Linked DNA regions of Homo sapiens: region 2 is linked to region 1. A link is an interaction called in ENCODE POLR2A ChIA-PET data of the cell type or tissue named here. Cell type or tissue: HepG2. All regions are shown on one strand. Each heading gives the region's core, and the rest is flanking DNA. Links, peaks and the distances in the headings are about the cores only.

Region 1 (5,000 bases), core at 1-5,000:
TACATCAAGTTCCTAAGAGTCAACCAAAGAGAAGACACTATAGCAAGACCCCCTGGCCAAGGTAGGCAGCAAAAGAAGAAACATAAACTTCAGAAGACGAGGACTGTGCCAAGGGGACCATAAGGAGATGGATCCTGAGCCCTCGGTTAGGAACCAGAGAAAGATCTGGGATCCAGGCCCTTCCTTTGAGACCCTCCCAAGGAATTCCTCCAGCCAAAGAAACCTAAGCTGCCCCAGTGATCACCTCCCTCCACACCCCCACCTTGCACAAAGCCATAAGGCTTGAGGATGGAGTCACCGTGTTTCAGGGGTGTAAGCTGGAACTGGGGAGTGGAGAGAAAAAGGAAATGGAAGACCTCAAAGAATTAGAACCAGGCTGGGTGCTCACGCCTGTAATCCCAGTGCTTTGAGAGGCCGAGGTGGGAGGATCACTTGAGGCCAGGAGTTCAAGACTAGCCTGGGCAACATAGCAAGACCCTGTCTCTACCAAAAAAAAAAAAATTAGTCAGACCTGCCTGTGGTCCTAACTTAGAAGACTGAGGTAGGAGGATCGCTTGACCCCAGTACATCAAGGCTACAGTGAGCTATGATTGTGCCACTGCACTCCAGCCTGGGTAACAGAGCAAGACCCTGTCTCTTAAAACAAAAACAAAAACAAAAAAACAAAAAAAAAATTCAAGAATTAAAGAATTAGAACCAAATGTCAGAAGGACAGAGGCTGAGCTGAGATGTGGACAAAGGCCCCACCCTGTTACTTAAGTAGGGCTGGAGATCACCTGGACTTGTTTGCCACAGCCCAGGACACTAACACCAGGGGGCACCCTTCCAACCTGGAAAGCCTTTGTTTTTCCTGAGTTTGCTTTCTTTTAATGACCATAAAAGAAAGTACTAGGGGCCAGCTGGGGTGGCTCACGCCTGTAATCCCAACACTTTGGAAGGCCGAAATAGGTGGATCGCTTGAACCCAGGAGTTCAAGACCAGCCTAGGAAACATAGTGAAACCCTATCTCTACAAAAAATTAGCCTGGTGTGGTGATGCACAGGTGTAGTCCCACCTACTTGGGAGGCTGAGGTGGGAGGATCACCTGAACCCAGGAGGTCGAGGCTGCAGTGAGCAGTGATCACACCACTGCACTCTAGCCTGTGCAACAAGTGAGACCCTGTCTCAAAATTTTAAAAAAGCAAGCACTATTTTGTACAATGATTCATTCCTCTCAGTAAATGGGTAGAATATTCTTTGGTTCAAGGAGTGAGGAAGGTTTTTCAGGAGTTCAAGGAGTGAGGAAGAGTTTTCAGGAGGTAGTGAGCTCCCACCCTGGAAGTGTGGAGAATTAGGGTGGTAGCAGCCTCAAAAATCTCAAGAGATATGGAATAGAAGCATGACCACAACTATGCTTTCCATGCTGAGTTTCTTTTTCTCTCTCTCTCTCCTTTTTTTTTTTTTTGAGACGGAGTCTCGCTCTGTCGCCCAGGCTGGAATGCAGTGGCGCGATCTCGGCTCAATGCAAGCTCCACCTCCCAGGTTCACGCCATTCTCCTGCCTCAGCCTCCCAAGTAGCTGGGACTACAGGCGCCCGCTACCATGCCCAGCTAATTTTTTTGTATTTTTAGTAGAGATGAAGTTTCACCGTGTTAGCCAGGATGGTCTCGATCTCCTGACCTCGTGATCCACCTGCCTCGGCCTCTCAAAGTGCTGGGATTACAGGCATGAGCCATTGCGCCCGGCCTTTTCTTTTTTTTTTAAGAGACAGGGTGTCACTGTGTTTCCCAGGCTGGTCTCAAACTCCTGGCCTCAAGTGATCCTCCTGCCTAGACTTCCCAAAGTGCTAGGATTACAGGCGTGAGCCACAGTGCTGAGCTTTTACGAGTCAAAGTTCACAAATAACTAACCCTCAGAGGATTATTAATGGATATTTGGGATGTTTACCATTAAGGAGGATTAGGTATGCTCACTGAAGCCTAGGGCTGCATGGGGCACAGGGTGAGTCCAGAGGCATGGCTTATGCTCTTGGGTTGGTATGGCCCCATGTCACATCAGAGGGTTACCTACGAAAAGCTAAGCCAGCAAACTGCCTGGCTTCTCCCTTGTTAGGTTCCCCACTAGCCATCCTACTTATCCCCAGTTCATGTCTACACGGAGTAGCACCCACCAGATAGGGAGAGTAGCTCCCTCCTTAGTCTCATGGGGACACAGGGTAAATCCGTATTTGCCTACTCACACAGACAGGCTCAGGCTCAAGAACTGCAAGTGTACACAAACAATCACGTGTCCAGACACACATTCATCCACATGTGCCTTACCCACATGCACTTGGGCACTCTGACCCTGCCCTGGTCAGAGACACAGAGCCAGGGCAGGGCACGCTGACTTCAACAGCTTCTCTGCACCGTGGTTTGTTGACTTTCCATGTAATCTGTAACTTTTCCTTGCCCAACCCTGCTTAACTGGCAGACTGAAGAGCCACCCCAGGATCCACCCCTAAGCACCAGGTTTTTGTGGGGGTAAGGGTTATAGCATTGAGTCTCTTGATAACGTTAACCTTCTCATCTCCAAAACTGGCTAAATACTTGCTATTTCCCTGCTCACACAAGAGTTCCAGCCACCTGGTGCTACTCATCCTGGTAGTGCCCTCTGGAGAAATTCCAATGCCTGTGGGTTCCCCTCTGAGCAGGAGTGGAGTCAGACCTATTCCCCTGAAAAGTCTGACCTCCAAAAAGCTTGTTTGGGAGATGGGACTTCCAAGTAGGCTTGGTCCTCCTACAGCGCCCAGCTTGGAGCTAAGCCAGTTGACATCTGACTATAGGGGAAACCTCGGTCTTTGCTCCAGCAGCAGAGGAAGGGAAGGCGCCAGAGAAGAGGCCACACGGCTTTGGCACCACCGGCTGCAAAGTTTGTGGCGAAAGCCAGAGGATTTCCTCTTTCCTGTTGCCTGATTTTACCCTCACAATTTCTCCCCAACGCCAGCCCCTGGCCCTCGAGAGACACCTAGGCTATGAACTGAGTGGGCCCAGCCATCCCGACCAGAAGTTTCAGCTGTGATCCAGAGGGTCACCCACCTGTCCTGCTAGAAAGGTCTTTTCCCTCTTCCCCTAGACTCTAGCTGGAGAAGCCAAGACCGCTGGTGCTGGGTACCAGGCCCTTTCTCTGAGGTCTGGCTCAAGGGGTATCACCCCCAACAGCTGTGTCATGCTGCCAGCCTCAGAATAAAAAACAGATAAGGCAACTTGGCCTGTTCTTCCCATGTTGACAGCAGCAAAATGCACCAAAGGCCACCCCACCCCTCTCAACTCCTCTGAATGTTGCCCCAAATTTGCTCCCTCGTCCTACCGCTTCCCTAAGTCCCAGCATCAGCTTCTTCATCACCATCTTCCTCATCACTTCAATTTATTGAGCTCTTACCCGATGCCAGACGCCCCAACCCTGTGAGGCAGGTCCTGTTGCCCTCCCCACTTTAAAAATTAGGAAAATGAAGTAGACTGGGTGGAAGGGGAGGAGGAGAGACTTAGCTCTGCAGCACTCTGTCTTTAAGTGGAAAGACTCCTGATACCCGAGGCACCAATACTGCTAGCTTTGCCAGTACTAAATTAAAAATGGGAAGCGGCCATGCTCCTCCCTCCCCCTCCCCACAAGGCACAGAATTTCTGGGAATGCCCTTGTTCCCATGACATAACTGGATTCCCAGTACTGAAGTAGGGGGGCAGAATTTGCTGCATTGACTAAAAATTAACCCAGCCTGCCTGTTCCCTAACCCTGTCCCAAAGGGACTGAGAGCCCAGCTTAGGAACTCCCCGTCCAAACGCTGATCTTTCCGCTGTCCACTCCCCCAGATTCCATGAGTCTAGGATCAGTACCAGGATGCAGAGGTGTGGACTTTTGATGCACACGCCCCGCCTCATCTCTGGTGGCCTCAGTGGTGTTAAGCCACAACCTGGCCAGCACATGGAAAGCTGTGACAGGAGGGCAGGCAGGGGTGGCTGGAGACGGAAAGGGGAGATCTGCCCCTGGGGCAAACAGGAGGCAGCTGGACCATAGCAGCCAAAGAAGGGGGCATGCCAAGTGGCCACCCTCCCCCAGCCACCTGCTGACACTCAGCCCCAAAAGGAAAAGGCAGAAAAAATAGACAGGTACCCTCGACCAAGCTATTCGCGGGCCAGTGGGCCCAAACCTTGGGACCTAAAGCAGACAGTGGCCTACTGACTGTGTAAGGCTAAAAAGATGGGTGGGTAGGGGCTTGGTCGTCTTATCTCACCCACAGACCCTGCAGGGCTGCAGCAGAACTCTAGAGAGTGCCTTTTACATGGTGCCATGTGGCCCAGGTCACAGCAAGGGATTACTTCTATGATGACTAGGAGGTGTGGGAGGGCACGGGCATAGCTTGCTCAGTAGGTACCTCCAGGCTTCCCTCGTCTCTCTCCAGATACCTGCATCCATTGCATGGCTGGAGGCTGGAGGACAAGGCAAGGAGGAAAGGGGGAGGGGCATTACAGACCTTGGCTGTGTCATCCAAAGGGGACCTAAAGCCACCCCATTCCAAGACACCGTTTTTTGTTTTTTTTGTTTATTTGTTTTGTTTTCTTTAGACAGAGTCTCGCTCTGTCACCCAGGCTAAAGCGCAGTGGCACAATCTTGGTTCACTGCAACCTCCACCTCCCGGGTTCAAGTGATTCTCCTGCCTCAGCCTCCCAAGTAGCTGGGACTACAGGCACGCACCACCATGCCCAGCTAATTTTTGTATTTTTAGTAGAGACGAGGTTTCACCATGTTGACCAGGCTGGTCTCAAACTCCTGACCTCAGGTGATTCACCCTCCTCAGCCTCCCAAAATACTGAGATTACAGGTGTGAGCCACTGCACCCGGCCTACTTTTTTTTTTTTTTTTTTTTACGAAATAGAGTCGCCCAGGCTGGAGTGCAATCACGTGATCATAGCTCATTGTAACCTTGAACTTCTCATCTCAGACTCCCAAATACCTGGGACTACAGGCATGAGCCACTGCAGTTG
Region 2 (5,600 bases), core at 1-5,000, 540 kb after region 1:
CAAATTTGCGGAGCGACTGAGTGTATGCTGCCCCCTTTCTGGGCCTTGGCTTCTTCCTCAATCATCTAGGCACAGTCCTATGACTGCCTGTTTTTGAGGATGTGGGAAGGGTCTGCAAATACAGTGCTTTCCCATTGACACACGCTGGTGAGGATGCAGGCTCCCTGGCACCAGCAGTGAGGGCTCAGATTGCAAGAGTAAAAACTTCCATCACTGGGAAGAGAAGTCTGCAGGGGACTGGAGGTGATCTGAAGATTCTGAAATAACTCTTCCTCTCTCTGCAGAGAAGGATGGTGCTTCATCCTGTTTAGGTAAGGGTGATAGCCAAGTGTGTTCAGGGTGGCTGCACCAACCCACCCTGAGTCCATGTGGCTCAAGACTGCTGCTCAGGTGGGGTCAGCTGAGTGGGTAGGAAGTCGGGAGGCACTGCCTAGCAGGTTTCAACTTTAGTCTGGAGGCTGCATCTGTCTCCTCTAAACACAGTGGTTCTCATTGGTTATACCCCAAAATCACACCAGGAAACTTTAAAACTAGTGACGACTGAGTCCCGTCTCCAGAAACTCTGACTTAATTGTGGGGGTGTGGCCTGGACATCAGGATTTGTAATAACTCCTCAGGTGATTCTCATGTAGTCAAGGTTGAGAACCACTGCTTTAACTTTCTCCAAATCCTAATTACTTCTAGTGTGGCCTGAGGACTGCACTTTGAATGGCAAGGGCCAAATAACCAAGTTTTTGTTTTTTTCCAGGAAGTGGAGAAGAATTTGGGGTTGGGACTAGACTGGGGGTGAGCTGGGGAGATGGAAGATGGAAGTGGGGTCAGTGGGAGGCAATGATGGTAGGTATCTTGGAAGAAGGATGCTTAATTTTAACACGGAAAGACTGGAAGAAGGGAAGATACAAAGAGGTGGTCTCCAGAAGACAGTCAGACAAATAACAGAGCCTTAGAAATAAAACCTTTTGGGCTGGGTGGCCCAGGTTCTCAATTGCTGCCTCTACAGGAAAGTCTTTGGGTTCGGAGGATTCCAGAAACATGAAGGAGAAGTTGGAGGACATGGAGAGTGTCCTCAAGGACCTGACAGAGGAGAAGAGAAAAGATGTGCTAAACTCCCTCGCTAAGTGCCTCGGCAAGGAGGATATTCGGCAGGATCTAGAGCAAAGAGTAAGGGACCCTAAGAAAGCCTTGGGGCAGAGAGAGATAGGAGCCAGAGGGGATGGCAGTTGGCACAGTGAGGATAATCTGCTATGGTGAGACTGCTGCTCATCTCCCACACTTCCTGGCCCTAGGTATCTGAGGTCCTGATTTCCGGGGAGCTACACATGGAGGACCCAGACAAGCCTCTCCTAAGCAGCCTTTTTAATGCTGCTGGGGTCTTGGTAGAAGCGCGTGCAAAAGCCATTCTGGACTTCCTGGATGCCCTGCTAGGTGAGGAAGGGTCTCGCTGTAGGCTGGGGTGGAGGAAGTGTGAGCAGAGAGGCCTGTGGGGAGTCACATCTTGGGAGGAGGGGCTGCATGTTGCTCTTCACAGTTTATGGGGGGCACTCCTTCATGTCTTCCTCAGGCCAGGCATTGAGGGGCTGGTTCCTCGTCTGTGACTCCTGCAGGCCAAGAGGGAAGCAGGAGTCACAGCAGAGGCCTGTTTGGAGTAAGTCTCATCTAGCACTCCCAGGGGCTCTCTGGAACCTTTTGATGATACATGTTCTGGGTGTGATCAGCCACTGAGGCCCTGTCCCACCATATATCTCTCCTTTTTACCACTCTTTCTTTGCCCCCAGAGCTGTCTGAAGAGCAGCAGTTTGTGGCTGAGGCCCTGGAGAAGGGGACCCTTCCTCTGTTGAAGGACCAGGTGAGACAGCCTGGGCTGAGGGCCATGGTCATAGTGGAAGGGAATGCCCATATTCTCAAGGGACCCAGAAGTCCCAGGGTACAGCCCCTTCTTATTCCATAGTTTTCTGCCGGCTCACATCCATGCAGCTGGTTTGTGACAATTCCCTGGACAGAGAGTTGCCAGAACAATTTGTGGTGGGTTCTTTAGGCTCTGTTTTTTATCTGTGGGCAAGAGAGGGCTGCAAATTGGTTAGTCCCAGGACAGCAGCTGGTATGATCTTGAGTTCCCATGCAGACTGACTAGCAGAGCCTGCCACTATGTTGAGAGAGTATGAAGCTCTCCGGGCTCTGCAGGAAAGAGTGCCATGATGGATTATTACGTCTGCCTATCAGCTCAGCAGCAAGGAGTGTGGCCAAATATTTGCCATTTCTGGTATATCGTTGTTCCTAGCTGTTACAATCTGGGGGGTTTCCTTCCAGGTGAAATCTGTCATGGAGCAGAACTGGGATGAGCTGGCCAGCAGTCCTCCTGACATGGACTATGACCCTGAGGCACGAATTCTCTGTGCGCTGTATGTTGTTGTCTCTATCCTGCTGGAGCTGGCTGAGGGGCCTACCTCTGTCTCTTCCTAACTACAAAAGCCCTTTCTCCCCACAAGCCTCTGGGTTTTCCCTTTACCAGTCTGTCCTCACTGCCATCGCCACTACCATCCTGTCACCAGTGGGACCTCTTTAAAACAAGCAGCCAACCATTCTTTGATGTATCCCATTCGCTCCATGTTAACATCCAAAACCAGCCTGGATTTCATACATGGACTTCTGATTAAAAGTGGCAGGTTGTGCATGTTAATTTTGTCTTTTGAAGCCTCACTAAATGACAGTAAAGCAATAGAAAAACTTTGTATAAACCTACAAGGATAGAAAGAATGCAGCAGCAGATAAGAAACTTTAACACATCTTTGGAAGCTAGAAAGCAATGAAAGGAGTGCAGGCTGGCAGGTGTGGGACTGAGGGGTAGACAGGAGATTGCTGTTTTTATCATCAGGCTTTTATTTATTTATTTATTTATTTACTTATTTATTTATTTATTTATTTATTTTTGAGACAGCTTGTTGCCTAGGCTGGAGTGCAATGGCGTGATCTCGGCTCACTGCAACCTCTGCCTCCTGGGTTCAAGCGATTCTCCTGCCTCAGTCTCCAGAATACCTGGGATTACAGGTGCCCACAATGATGCCCAGCTAATTTTTGTATTTTTAGTAGAGATGGGGTTTAACCCTTGTTGGCCAGGCTGGTCTCGAACTCCTGAGCTCCAGTGATCCACCCCCCTCGGCCTCCCAAAGTACTGGGATTACAGCGGTGAGCCACCGCGCCTGGCCAGCTTTTTAGTTCTATTTGATATTTTTAAAGAAACTGTAATTAAAAGTTAAAGAAATGTATGCTTGTTATAAAACATTCAAACATTTCCCAAATATAAATTAGCAGGTGAAGTTACTCTGTGACCTACCCTTTCTTTCTAGAGACCCAGAGAGGTAAGTGAAATATCAGAACATTAAAGTAATTTTGCCTCAGGTAAGGGGGATTGATATTTGCAAATCCAGGCAAACTAAGTTTGGGTTTGGCTAGCCTCCTGGACTGATGGCTCCAGAAGCCAAGGCCAAGGGCCTATCCAAGTTTGGGAGTCTAGTACAAGGAAACCTGCCCTACCATATTAGACTAATCTCAAAGGCTACACTGTAAGTGTTAGGGTGAATCAGCAGTAAACTTACTGTTCTTACTCCACCCCCAGGGGACTGCAGGGAAGACTCTCTTGGTACTGAGTGAGGAAGAGGTTAGCGAAAGGAAAGGAAAAAAAATTCTGAGAAAACCACAGCCCAGTCTTTTCTCAGAACTTAGCCTGCATTTGTATCCTCTTGAGAATTCCAGAGAATCTGAAATTGTGAACTTGGTTTTTGGGGGTCTTGGACTGAATGTACCCCCAGATGCCTGTCAGAACCAAACACAAATTATCTCTGGAGGAAGTAATCTTCCACAAATATATATATTTGAGACAGAGTCATGCTCTGTCACCCAGGTTGGAGTGCAGTGGAGCAATCACAGCTCACTACAGCCTCCACTTCCCAGGCTCAAGCGATCCTCCCACCTCAGCCTCTTGAGTAGCTGGGACTACAGGTGTGCACCATCATGCCTGGCTAATTTAAAAAATTTTTTTTGTAGAGATGGCGTCTCCCTGTATTGCCCAGGCTGGTCTTGAATTTCTGGGTTCAAGCGATCCTTCTGCCTTGGCCTCCCAAAGTGTTGGGATTACAGGTGTGAGTCACTGTGCTTGGCTGGCTAAGGCACATATGTTTTCCTTTTGAGAGATGTGGTATTGCTCTGTTGCCCAGGCTAGAGTGCAGTGGTGCAATCATGGCTCACTGCAGCCTCTACCTCCTGGGCTCAAGTGATCCTCCCATTTCAGCCCCCTGAGTAGCTGGGACCACAGGTACGCACCACCATGCCCCATCTAATTTTTTATTTTTATTTTTTGTAGAGATGGGGTCTCACTATGTTGCCAGGGCCTCACTATGTTGCCAGGGCTGGTGTTGAACTCTTAGGCTCAAGTGGTCCTCCCTCCTCAGCCTCCTGAAGTGTTGGAATTATAGGAGTGAGCCACTATGCCGGCCTAAGGCACATACTGTCAAGTAACTCAAAAGTCAAGGGAGAAATCCTAATGGAAGTTATAAGATTTTTTTTTCTACTTAGTGATAATAAAAATATACATATCAAACTTGTGGAATTAAGCTAAAGTCTTTTGTTTTTAGAGAAAATATATGTTTCACCTTGTTTGTTTTAGAAAAGAAAAAAAGCTAAAAAAATCAAAAAGCTAAGTATTCATGTCAAAAAGCTAACAAAGAAAACTCCAAAACAAACCCAACAACAAGCCGCTCCCTTCCCCTCCAAAAAAGCCCAGCAAAATAAATCCAGGAAAAAGAGGAGAAAAAGCACACAAATTGACAAAATAAGAAACAAAAACATTAAGAGGATCAATAAAGACAGACATTGGACCTTTAAAATGACTCACAGATCTCTGACAAGAGTGATATTTAATTTAATTTATTTATTTGTTTTTGTTTTTGAGATGGAGTCTCACTCTGTCTCCCAGGCTGGAGTGCAGTGGTGCAATCTTGGCGCACTGCAACCTTCACTGCCTGGATTCAAACAATTCTCTTGCCTCAGCCTCTTGAGTAGCTGGGACTACAGGTGCACACCACCACACCTGTTTAATTTTTGTATTTTTTAGTAAAGACAAGAGTTTTGCCATGTTGGCCAGGCTGATCTTGAACTCCTGACTTCAGGTAATCCACCCACCTCAGCCTCCCAAAGTGCTGGGATTATAGGTGTGAGCCACCGTGCCCAGCTTGACAAGAGTGATAAAAAGAGAGAGGGAGCAAATATCATCAGTTTTAAGAGTGAAAAGGGAACAGTTCTAAAGATGTTACAGGCATTTAAAAGACAGGAGGATATTAGAAACGACTTTATGCCAATAAATTTGAAATTTTAGGTGAAATGGGTGTTATCCTAAAAAAATACAATTTCCCAAAGTTGTCCCAGAAAAAAATAGAAAACATGGGCCTGGCGCGGTGGCTCACGCCTGTAATCCCAGCACTTCGGGAGGCCAAGGTGGGCAGATCACGAGGTCAGGAGATCGAGTCCATCCTGGCTGACACGGTGAAACCCCATCTCTACTAAAAATACAAAAAATTAGCCGGGCATGGTGGCAGGCACCTGTAGTC

The links. ChIA-PET counts read pairs that join two places held together with the same protein. Peaks named below come from ENCODE experiments on the same cell type or tissue, not always from the same donor. Only the 100,000 strongest peaks of a DNase experiment are listed, where the experiment ranks them.
Region 2: POLR2A ChIA-PET joins it to region 1 with 6 read pairs; 2 of 35 experiments call an interaction of 5 or more read pairs at or near these places.

What each region holds. Positions count from the first base shown.
Region 1 is chr17:40,446,193-40,451,192 of GRCh38, reverse strand. The region is part of intron 1 of IGFBP4 (insulin like growth factor binding protein 4); the gene reads right to left. Among named protein-coding and RNA genes, the nearest start is that of IGFBP4, 5.2 kb to the right of the region's middle. In HepG2, for the core only: a CTCF peak has its summit at 816 (motif pointing right); DNase peaks (open chromatin) are centred at 802, 2,302, 2,753, 4,942 and 1 weaker place; H3K4me3 peaks cover 643 bases.
Region 2 is chr17:39,901,672-39,907,271 of GRCh38, reverse strand. It overlaps GSDMB (gasdermin B), which reads left to right. Exons shown (of 11, transcript NM_001165958.2): 7 at 285-311; 8 at 1,001-1,161; 9 at 1,287-1,425; 10 at 1,776-1,846; 11 at 2,308-2,677. The coding sequence ends at 2,460. Among named protein-coding and RNA genes, the nearest start is that of GSDMB, 14 kb to the left of the region's middle. In HepG2, for the core only: no CTCF peak of the experiment used is centred there; a DNase peak (open chromatin) is centred at 2,391; H3K4me3 peaks cover 425 bases.